Regions from separate parts of the Homo sapiens genome. Here region 1 is linked to region 2. Evidence: chromatin contacts called from ENCODE Hi-C or POLR2A ChIA-PET data. All regions are on one chromosome and are shown on one strand. The core of a region is the stretch at or near the end of the contact, and the rest is flanking DNA. Distances in the headings are between cores, read along the strand shown. Region 1 has its middle 32 kb from the start of SELENOT. Region 2 overlaps LOC124900547 (a long non-coding RNA gene).

Evidence for each region. Hi-C counts contacts between places; a loop is a spot of excess contacts on that map. ChIA-PET counts read pairs that join two places held with the same protein, here RNA polymerase II (POLR2A). Pooled maps may share reads with other maps.
Region 1: POLR2A ChIA-PET joins it to region 2 with 25 read pairs in activated T-cell. The contact joins two enhancer-like sites. A Hi-C loop is called at or near these places in 1 of 50 pooled maps. POLR2A ChIA-PET finds 5 or more read pairs at or near these places in 6 of 52 experiments (GM12878, T-cell, activated B cell and 3 more).

What each region holds. Positions count from the first base shown.
Region 1 is chr3:150,632,112-150,637,884 of GRCh38, reverse strand. No RefSeq gene overlaps it. Among named protein-coding and RNA genes, the nearest start is that of SELENOT, 32 kb to the right of the region's middle. RefSeq lists a silencer at 2,469-2,763. Within about 2 kb of position 2,209, at least 3 of the 41 ENCODE cell types and tissues checked have a DNase peak (open chromatin) inside an H3K27ac peak, as active enhancers do.
Region 2 is chr3:150,584,168-150,589,919 of GRCh38, reverse strand. All of the region lies in intron 1 of LOC124900547 (a long non-coding RNA gene), which reads left to right. It overlaps EIF2A (eukaryotic translation initiation factor 2A), which reads right to left. Exons shown (of 14, transcript NM_032025.5): 14 at 3,904-5,752. Among named protein-coding and RNA genes, the nearest start is that of SELENOT, 16 kb to the left of the region's middle. Within about 2 kb of position 1,683, at least 4 of the 41 ENCODE cell types and tissues checked have a DNase peak (open chromatin) inside an H3K27ac peak, as active enhancers do.

The DNA of each region.
Region 1 (5,773 bases), core at 960-3,459, 47 kb before region 2:
TACAGCTTCCTCGAAACATTTTGTGCAGTTCCTTGCTATTTATCTTTCTCTTGGGGATCAAGGCCCTGCACTGTCTGTTGTCCAATTTCTGAGAGTAGTTGTTTCACATATTTTGTCTACTTCTAGTTATTTATATCAGGAAGGTGAGTCGGGTCCCAATTACTTCAAGTCCCTTTGCAATGTGTTTCTTTAATCTTTTAACTAAATGAGTTTCAGAAATTTCTGAGAAGGGGAAAAGAATGGGGAATTGCAACTCCATCATAAGGGACCCTTGAGAAATCTGCCGTCACTGTTCATTATCTTCCCAGAGAAGGACAAGTAAGTGCATCATGCCATCTTGGCTGGGGTGGGAGGGAGCATCCTATATATTGTATACCAGGCAGCCCGTATGCCTTGCCAGATTTCAGCAAGATAAGATGTCTAGGTCCTACTCATGCTTGTATTGAATGAGAATTTGGAGGTTCTCATTCAGTTCACAAGGGTAATCAGTTTAATTTCTATCATACAGGCTGGGCGCTGTGGCTCACACTTGTAATCCCAGCACTTTGGGAGACTGGGCTTGGCAGATCACCTGAGGTTAGGAGTTCGAGCCCAGCCTGACCAATATGGAGAAACCCCCATCTCTACTAAAAATACAAAAAATTAGCCGGGCATGGTGGTGCATGCTTGTAATCCCAACTACTCGGGAGGCTGAGGCAGGAGAATCGCTTGAACCTGGGAGCCGGAGGTTGCAGTGAGCCGAGATCGCGCCATTGTACTTCAGCCTGGGCAACAAGAGTGAAACTCCGTCTCAAAAAAAAAAAAAAAAAAAAATTCTACCTTACAATTTTCCTTGGTATAAGGAAAATTCATCCTCTAAGTGAATATCTAGGATCAGTGTCCTTCCTGAAATAAATACTCACAGTGTATTGTCCCTAGAGATCAAAGTCAGGATTGACTGGTCCACAAAACACAAGGATACTTCTCAGAAAAACAAGAAAGAATAATCACATTAAACCACTAGGCTCTTTAATTGCAATGAATCTTATATTCTCAGGGCAGGAAAAAGGCTCCTTAGCCAATGAGCAGAAAATAGACGACAAAAAAATGTAAATGTTACCCAAAGTTTAAAAGCTAAATTGGGAAGATGAGACTAGATTTAAGAAGGATAATTCTAATGGAGTATAGGTTTCAGCATGACAAAAGAAAACTCAGAGGATAGAAGGGGAATGTAACCACAAAAGTTGACATTAATTTTTAAATTGAATATATTACTTATAAATTATTAATCCAAGGCCAAAGATGTCTGGAGTGCGATGCTGAAAGTGCCCACAATGCTTTTGTTAGAACCTCTACCTCTTCATCCTCCTCTCCGCCCACCATAGCCTCAGTGCAGACAGATTCACCCCTAAAAGCCAGATCTGATCTGATGGCTCATCAACTCAGAAACTCTCCTTGGCTATCATCTATAGAAAGTAGTCCAATTCCTCACCTCAGCTGTCAATGCCCGCAGGCTGTTTCCCAGCACATCTCCCTCCACCCGCACCAATATATACTACGGTCCAGCCCCCTTCCCTATAGGAATTATCACAGAAACCCTGTGCTTCTGCTTTCTCATCCCTGAAGTGCTGCTCCTCCTGTGCACTGTCCCCATTTATGGAAAATTATATACTCAAGCATCTAGAACCAATGCTCCCTTCTGCTCCTATAGGCCTCATGAGGCTTCTTATCGTTTTGCTGTAAGATTTTTATGATTCTCTCCTCTGCTATACCATATGCACTTTGAATGCAGGAATTGTGCCACACATCTTCACAACTGTTACCCCCCACGGTACCTAGCACATAGCAATCCCTCCAGAAATGCTCTCAAGAAGCTAAATGGAAACAATATTCTGGAGAAGTTGGAAAATTAAATAGGATTGACTTTCAAACTGTAAATTTGCTTGGTCCTCAGTAAAGATTCCAAAGCTGTTTCCCACCCCTCAGTCAGCCTAAGTGAAGGTGAAAGCTCGGAGGATTAACACAAGTTATTTTCACTGTTGGAAGACATTTCTGAAATCTACTGATCTGGAATGTTAATCACCTCTTACCATCCAACTCATTAACACAAATGCTTTGAAAGAAAATAAATAAACTACACTAAAACCAGTCTTTTTTTTTTTTTTTTTGGTCACATTTCAAAGCTGCCTCTCACCACAGTTCACATTCTCACACAAGTTCAAAGAAAACAGGAAGTGCCCTAGAAACACTGAGAACCCTCTTTCTTTGTGTCCTCTGGGGTAGTCCACTAGCCACTTAAAGCCCCAAAAGTAGTTCTTTGGCTTTTTTCTCTAATCAAAAGAAGAAAAGAGCTAATAAGAGATATTTCCCTTTGTTGGTTTGTTATCCTTGACAATCTTTCCCACTAAAACGTTTGTTACCTTGAATTTAGCCTTTTATTTCATTATTGGAATGAAAAGCTTCCTCTGTTTGTTTTAAGCATAAATATGGAAAAACTACTCACAGAGGCAAGGAAGACTGCTTGAAATGACACTAAGCCTCCTTAACAGCTTTCAGCCTTTCAGAGTGGCTAGGAAACAAGCACTGCCCTCTCCCCGTCTGGGGACCGATTAGGATAAGACTCTTCCACCCCAGGCCCCAGCTAGCGGTGGTGGTTAAGAACAGGACCATTACAGGACCCAAAGAGGCCACTCTGCATGAGCCTGGAGAGTAAAACCCCGGTTGAGAACAACTGCCTTAACCATATTCATTCAGTCAGTCAACGTATGGAACCACAATTTTAGCCTTCCTCAAGACTGTTTTCAGCATGTTTCTCATTACTTTGTACGGTATTTAACTGCTTTTCTGGTACCGTAACTTTGTGTATTATTTTAAAACTCATTATCTTCATTTTCCATATAATCTTCCCACATGCATTTTCTGGATACAAAGCTCCGGAAACACATCTTCTTCTGTTACTGCAATAATCCTTTTTTTTTTTTTTTTGAGACGGAGTCTTGCCCTGTCGCCCAGGCTGGAGTGCAATGGCACGATCTCGGCTCACTGCAAGCTCTGCCTCCTGGGTTCATGCCATTCTCCTGCCTCAGCCTCCTGAGTAGCTGGGACTACAGGCGCCTGCCACCACGTCCGGCTAATTTTTTGTATTTTTGGTAGAGACGGGGTTTCACCGTGTTAGCCAGGATGGTCTCGATCTCCTGACCTCATGATCCGCCTGCCTCGGCCTCCCAAAGTGCTGGGATTACAGGCGTGAGCCACTGTGCCTGGCTTATGTTACTGCAATAATCCTTAAGCAGAAGGCTGTACTACACATTATCTAGAAAACTTATACAAATTTGAAGAAGATGACTCTATAATGATCACCTTATTTCTTAAGATGCTGTCCACACATACACACACACATTCCTCCACGCATTCCTCCAAACCCATGGGGAATAAGATGCCGGGGTTACACGCAGCCTCAGGAGAAACAAATTTCCCGAGCATCCATTTTGCTTAAAGATTTAGGGAGTTAAGAACAATAAAACAACATTTTTATATTAAACCCAGCAATGAACAATTTGAAATAAAATGATTTTTGGCATGAATTTTAAAATGAGACATCAACAAAATTGTGTTTTGCAATGGGCCACATTAGGCCATGGTCCCAGGCAGGCCAGTGCTTCAGCAAAGTTGAGATCTAGTTGAACACAGCATTTCACCAAATTAAAATGGCAAGAGCGTTGAGAGAACATGTGATCCAAACTGCACCTGAGAAGCAGGTGTGCTGTTTTTTTTTTTTTTTTTTTTGAGATGGAGTCTTGCTCTGTCGCCCAGGCTGGAGTGCAGTGGCACGATCTTGGCTCACTGCAACCTCTGCCTCCTGGTTCAAGCGATTCTCCTGCCTCAGCCTCAGCTGGGACTACAAGGCATGCGCTCCCACGCCTGGCTAATTTTTGTATTTTTAGTAGAGATGGGGTTTCACCTTGTTGGCCAGGCTGGTCTCGAACTCCTGACCTCAGGTGATCCACCCACCTCAGCCTCCCAAAGTGCTGGGATTACAGACGTGAGCCACTGAGCCCGGCCAGGTGTGCTGTTTTTAAACTTACCTTACACGTGAGGTAGCCATCTTGCCTGGGACACATAGCTAGTAATCTCTGTGTGTTTTCAATTCTCATCATGTAATCAGTGAATAGGATGAGTCGTCTGAAGAACTGCAATTTATAAACCTGCTTTCGGGGAAGGATCTTTCCAAGTGGGGAAATAGATCCAGTCAATCTGAAACCTGAATTTCATTATATTAGGATAAGAAATTATTATGTAAACTTGCCTTCCTCTGATGTATCTTGCACACACATACACCTGCCTTTTTTAGTTTATTTGAAAAATTTCAGCCCATCTTAGCTAAAGCGTAAATGTGAAGTGAAATTGAGATTAAATTTGTAAAATTGCCTTGTTACTGTCTTCTCTCTTCCCACCTAATTTCTGACAAAGTCCTCTGCTGTTATTCTGCTTTCCCCAAGCCCCGCCAAGGGTGTAGGGTTTGTTTGGTTTTGTTTCGTTGCCATAAGCTATATAACCAGGGCAAGACATTTAACCTCTCTTGGCCTTTTTTTTAATTTGAAAATTCAAGTACTGAAGTAGATCTCAACACCAAATTTCTATACATCTGTATAAAACACAATTTTACTGGAAGAATCACATTTATGAGTCACCTGTTGCTTATATACACTATGTATTTTAATATATTAAAAAATAATTTTATTCCTAGATTTTATGAGCTGTTAAAAGACAAAATTCAGCAGCATTTTCTAATACTATTTTTTAAAACGTTTAGGGAAAAATGTCAATGGCACACTTTCTTTCAAACAGATCTGCTCTTAGCAACTCCAGAGTAACAAAGGAGCTGTAATGGTTTTTTTCCTCTTGTAAGAGTTGTTAGTACACAAAACAGATGAGTATGGCCAGTGGCCCAAGGGAGTGTTGGTAGCAACCTCCCGAGGCCTTAATATTTTTGTTTCTTAACCAAGCAATCAAGTGCTGGCTCCATCCATTCTAGACAACTCTCAAACAGGTTAAATAGCTACCTGATCTGAGCAGTACTTGATCTGAGCAGCCTATAACCACAAAGCAATAGGCTTGTCTTAAACAATTATAACCCTGAATGAGGAGGAGGTTGGGTGGAAGGGGTCAATAAAGGAAAAAGGGATTAACAGATGACAAAATGATCAGGGAGTAGATATCAAGTGAGAAAGTTCCAAGATAGGAAATGTGACACACAAGTTGGACCAGAGTACTTTTCTGGGACTTTAATCCATGCTCTCCTTCTTCCTTTCCCCTCCTCATCATCCCCCCTTCTCACCCCCTACCCCAACTCTCTTCCCTAATTATAATTTCTCTCAAGGAGAAAATGAGGCCGATTTAGAGGAGAGTTCTGATTCTCTCATTTGAATCCCTGAAGCCAATTCTACATTGGACTTTCTCAGTTACATGAACTAATTAATCCTTCTGGGGGGGTTGGTGGGGATAAAATAGTAGATTGGGTTTCCCTGGCAATTTAAACAGTTCTATTATGGTTAATTACTCTAATAAAGCTAAATATGTAAATTTTTCTCTACTCAGAATTACAAGAATTTACATAGATTTTTGCTTAATGTGAAAATCAAAATCAGTTGTCACTGTAAATTAAGGATAATGTAGGTATGCTATTGCCTGGTTTGCTCTGAGAAAATCTGGCAATTCAAACCAGTTATTTTATATTATACTCAAAGATTTAATACTTCCTTCTAAAAGAAATTCATGCAAAAGGTTGTAAAGT
Region 2 (5,752 bases), core at 434-2,933:
GTGTGAACATACAGTGTACTTACATAAACTTAGATGGTATAGCCTATTGCTCCTAAGCAATACAATATGTTACTGTATTGATACTGTAAGCAGTGGTAAATATTTGTCTATCTAAACATATGTAAACGTAGAAAAGGTACAGTAAAAATATGGCATAAAAGATAAAAAATGGTACACCCATATAGGGTACTTAACTTGAATGGAGTTTGTGGGACTGGAAGTTGCTCTGGGCAAGTCAGTGAGTGAGTGGTCAGTGAACATGAAGGCCAGGGGCATTAGTGTACACTACTATGGACTTTATAAACACTGTACACTTAGGCTATGCTAAAAATATTTTTCTTGTTTTAATAATCAATTAACCTTAGCTTACTGTAACTTTTTAAATTTATAAACTTTTAATTTTATATAACTTTTTGACTCACAATATCACTTAGCTTAAAACATACGTTGGCCAGAACAAGCCTATAATCCCAACATTTTGGGGGGCTGAGGTGGGATGATCCCTTGAGCCCAGGAGTTCAAGACCAGCCTGAGCAACATAGTGAGACCTCGTCTCTACAAAAAGTAAAAAAATTAGCTGAGTGCGGTGGTGCATGCCTGTAGTCCCAGGTACTTGGGAGCCTGAGTTGGGAGGATCCCTTGAGCTTGGGAGGCAGAGGTTGCAGTGAGCCAAGATTGTGCCACTGCCCTCCAGTCTGGGTGACAGAATGAGACCCTGTTTCAAAACAAAAACCAAAAAACACATTCACACACATTATACAGCTGTACGAAAATATTTTTTCTTTATATCCTTGCTCTAAAAGCTTTCCTCTAATTTTTTTTTTTTTAACTTTTAAAGACACAAACCCATACATTAGCCCCAGCCATGTAGGGGCTATTGATCAGGATCATCAATATCACTGTCTTCACTTCCACATCTTGTCTCACTGGAAGGTGTTCAGGGGCAATAACACACATGGAGCTGTCATATCCTACAGTAACAGTGCCTTCTGGAACTCCTCCTGAAGGGCATGCCTGAGGCTGTTTTACAGTTAACTTTCTAAAGTAGGGGTACACTCTAAAATAACAAGTATAGTATAGTAAATACATAAACCAGGAACAGTCATTTATAATTATCCAGTATTATGTACTGTACATAATTGTAAGTGCTAGACTTTTATAGGACTGGCAGCACAGGTTTGTTTACAAACAGCATCACTACAAACAAGTGAGTAATATGTTGTGCTAGGGCATTACAAGGCTATCATGCCACTGGGAGATAGGAATTTTTCGGCTCCATTATAAGCTTATGGGACCACTATCATATTTGCAGTTTGTCAGTGACAAAAACGTCTTTATGTGGCACATAACTGTAGCTGATTAGATCACTGGCTATCACACTTCAGGGCAAAGACTTTCTTCCCCCAGGTGCAGAGAACAAATGGTTGAAGCATTTCCTCTGGTTGCAGTCCTGCAAACTGCTTTCCAAAGACAGTACTGAGCCTCAGATGATGTAGACCTCCTCAAAGTCCTGAAGAGTAGAAAAATGCTCCTCCCCTACAGAATAATTTTTTTTGGAAATTGTGAGGCCCCTGTCATCCTACAACGACACTAACAGGACACTTGTCAGTCACAAGACCAACTGTGAGCAGGCAATCAGCCCTGCATTCCGGGCAAGGCTTTGGTGTAAGCAGCTCTTCACAACTGCCGCCGTGTCCACGCCTGCCACTTAACCTCATCGACTCTACAGGGCTAAGCTGTCCCTGAAGAGGTGTAATGTTATGGCTGGGCCTATGACTTACCACTGATCTGACGCAGGGGTTACAGACAGTCAGCAGGTCTATGACTATTAATGGATTGTATCTTTCCATAGAGAGCTGAAAAGCCAAGGATAAAATGCTCACCTTATAATTTACTTTTGGAAAACTCAACATCTTACCTTTTCACCTTTTTGGATTGCAACATAAACATCACAGAATTTCTGATATTAAATTTATTTTGGAATGTATGTGTATTATTTTTTACTTGGCAAGGGGTATAAATTCAGAAAATGTTCAATTTAGTTTTTTAAAAACTGGTTTAACAGTTTGTCTGAAGCAGATTAGTGGCCCATGATCTTCATTAATCTTTTGAGCAATAAATGTTTAAATTGTTCAATCTGTGTCAAAACCAATCTGGCCCATTGCTTTATTTCTTTTTTTAAACAAAGTTTAAGGCCAGGAGCAGTGGCTCATGCCTGTAATCCCAAAGCTTGGGAGGCCGAGGCAGGCGGATCACTTGAGGCCAGAAGTTGGAGACCAGCCTGGCCAACATGGTGAAATCCCGTCTCTACTACTAAAAATACAAAAATTAGCCAGGCGTGGTGGTGCATGCCCGTAATCTCAGCTACTCGGAGGCTGAGGCGCGAGAATTGCTTGAGCCCAGGAGGCAGAGGTTGCAGTGAGCTGAGATCGAGCCACTGCACTCCAGCCTGGGTAACAGAGCAAGACTCTGTCCCAAATTTAGATGTTAAAATGCCAATTGCGGAGTCACATCTGATTCACTTAACTTGATTATGCTTCCACTAAATAAAAACAACAGTCTCAGAGTAATAACAGTACCAAATGTGAAAATAAATTGAGTAAAAAAACCCCAAACATAGTGAAGGAGAAAATCAGCAAGTAAAATAAAGATGATGATGATAATAGTAACAACAAAAAGTATTTACATTTTGTTGTTGTTTTGGAGGCAGGGTCTTTCTCTGTCACCCAGGCTGGAGTGTAGTGGCATGATCATGGCTCTCTGCAGCCTCAATCTTCTGGGCTCAAGTGATCCTCCAGCCTCAGTCTTATAAAGTGCTGGGATTACAGGCATGAGCCTAAATTAGTGCCTGGCCTAAATTTTCTAATGTGACATGACTCAAGAATTCCACTTCTAGGAGTTTATATAGTGGAGAATACAAGAAGCAACATAATTATGTGGTTATTTCCATGTTATTTTGTATTCTTCTACAGAATACAAAGGAATTAGCAATATTTTTCTGTAAAATGCCAGAGAGTATATGTTTTAGGCATTGCAAAAACATGACCTGTTGGAAATACTCAACTCTGCAGTTGCAGCATGAAAGCAGCCATGGAAAATAAGTTAACGAGTGAGCATGGATGTGTTCAAAGAAAACTTTACTTATGGACAATAGATTTCACAGTTTTATACCATTTTCACATGTCATCAAATAATCTTTTGATTTTCCAACCATTTAAAAATGTAGGCTGGCTGCAGTGGCTCATGACTGTAATCCCAGCATCTTGGGAGGACGAGGTGGGCAGATTGTTTGAGCTGAGGAGTTTGAGACCAGTCTGGGCAACGTGGCAAAACGCCACTGTTTAAATGAGGGGAAGTCCAAATGTTAGATTCTGGACTTGGCTCTTCCTCTACTTAGCTGCCAACCATGATAAACACGTTAAACCTTAAAAAAAAAAAGCAAACCATTTTTCTATTTAGAGCATGTTAAATCTTACTTTTTCCCATAAAGTCTTCCTTGATTCATTAGTTGTCCTTTACTTTTTTTTTTTTTTTTTTTTTTTCTTGAGACGGAGTCTCGCTCTGTTGCCCAGGCTGGAGTGCAGTGGCACGATCTCGGCTCACTGCAAGCTCCGCCTCCCGGGTTCAGGCCATTCTCCTGCCTCAGCCTCCCGAGTAGCTGGGACTACAGGCACCCGCCACCACGCCCGGCTAATTTTTTGTATTTTTAGTAGAGACGGGGTTTCACTGTGTTAGCCAGGATGGTCTCGATCTCCTGACCTTGTGATCCGCCCGCCTCTGCCTCCCAAAGTGCTGGGATTATAGGCGTGAGCCACCACACCCGGCCTGTCCTTTTAAACAAACTGAAATTTATACAATCTATATTGGTCTGCTCAGGCTGCCGTAACAAAATACCAGACTAGGTGGTTTAAACAAAGAAGTTTATTTTCTCACAGTTCTGGAGGTTAGAAGTCTGAGATGAGGATATCACCAGCATGGTTAGGTTCTGGTGAGGACTCTCTGGCTTACAGCTGGCTGCTTTCTCACCATGTCTTCACATGGCCCAAAGAGACAGAACAAGCTCTCTGGTGTCTTTTCTTGTAAGGACAATAATCCCATCACGAAGTCCCCAACCTCTTCACCTCATTCAAACACACTTACCTTCCAAAAGGCCCATCTCCCAATACCACCACGTTGGAGGTTAGGGCTTCAACATACGAGTTTTAAGGTGGCACAGTCAGTCTATTAACTTCCTGTCCATATATTAGTTATGTATTAGGCATTATGTATTACCTAATACATAGCTAATCTGTATTAGTCAGGGTTTTCCAGAGAAACAAACACATACACACATCCTGAGAGAGATAAGAGAGAGAGACTCATATAGAAGGAGCTCCAAAATATTTTTTTTTGTGTGTGTGTGAGACGGTTTCACTCTTGTTGCCCAGGCTTGGAGTGCAATGGCACGATGTCGGCTCACTGCAACCTCTGTCTGCCGGGTTCAAACAATTTTCCTACCTCAGCCTCCCAAGTAGCTGGGATTACAGGTATGTGCTACCACGCCTGGATACTTTTGTATTTTTAGTAGAGATGGGGTTTCACCATGTTGATCAGGCTGGTCTTGAACTCCTGACCTCAGGTGATCCACCCACCTTGGCCTCCCAAGGTGCTGGGATTACAGGTGTGAGCCAGCATGCCTGGCCTCCAGAATATTTTAAGGGAGTACAGAACCACTATGGTGAGTATAAGCTGGGCATAGTGATGCAAGCCTGTAGTGTCAGATACTTGGAAGGAGGAGGTGAAGGATCACTTGAGTCCAGGAGTTCAAGGTGCACTCCAACCTGGGAGGCAGAGTGAGACCCTGTCAAACAAACACCACCACCAAAAAGCCCCAAACAGAACAGTTAGTATATGCCATCTTTTTTTTTTAAGTGTATGTGTATGTATATTTGAATACTCATATGGTATCTATCATTAGAAAGATACACAAAAAACTGGAAAATGTGGTAGTGGAACAGACTTAATTTTCATTGCATGCCTTTGTATTTTTTGAATTAGAAAAAAAAAAGTCCTGTGTGTATACTTTTTCTTTAAAAATTTTTAAAAAAGGATTTTGTTACTACATAGGATACTCTTACAAATTAAGAAGAAAGTCAAACATCCAAACAGAAAAATGGGCAAAGGAAAAGAAAAATCAATTCACTAAAGAAATACAACCAACTATCAAACGTGGAAAAGTACATAACCCATCTCTGATAAAAATACATGTATATAACAGTAACAAACAATCATTTCCTCTTTATCAAAGTGGCGAACATTTCAAAGCCTTATCACTTCTGATATTGCCAACAGTGTGGAAAACTTTAAATGGTGCAAGTATAAAGCTTGAGATAGGGCAATTTGGCAGTATCCATGAAAACTAAGCAGGGTGCTTAGTGTTACTAAATGATACATTACTTGAGGATACAGGAGTAGTATATATCATAGTGACCTAAAGCATAGGCTCTGGGATTAGATGGCCATTTCCTAGCTTTGAGACACTGACAAATTTCTTAAATTTATGGCCTTAGTTTTTTCATTTATAAAATAGAGATTAAAAGAATTACTTCATAGAGTCTTGTGAGAATTAAGTAGTTTTACACATCTTATAAATTAATAAAGGATATCTGAACTAAGGAACTTATAATAAAAACAGTGATTAAATTTAAAATGTCTTTGTTCATTTACATGGTATATATCACCCTCTACAAAAAAAAATGACACTTGTCTTTCA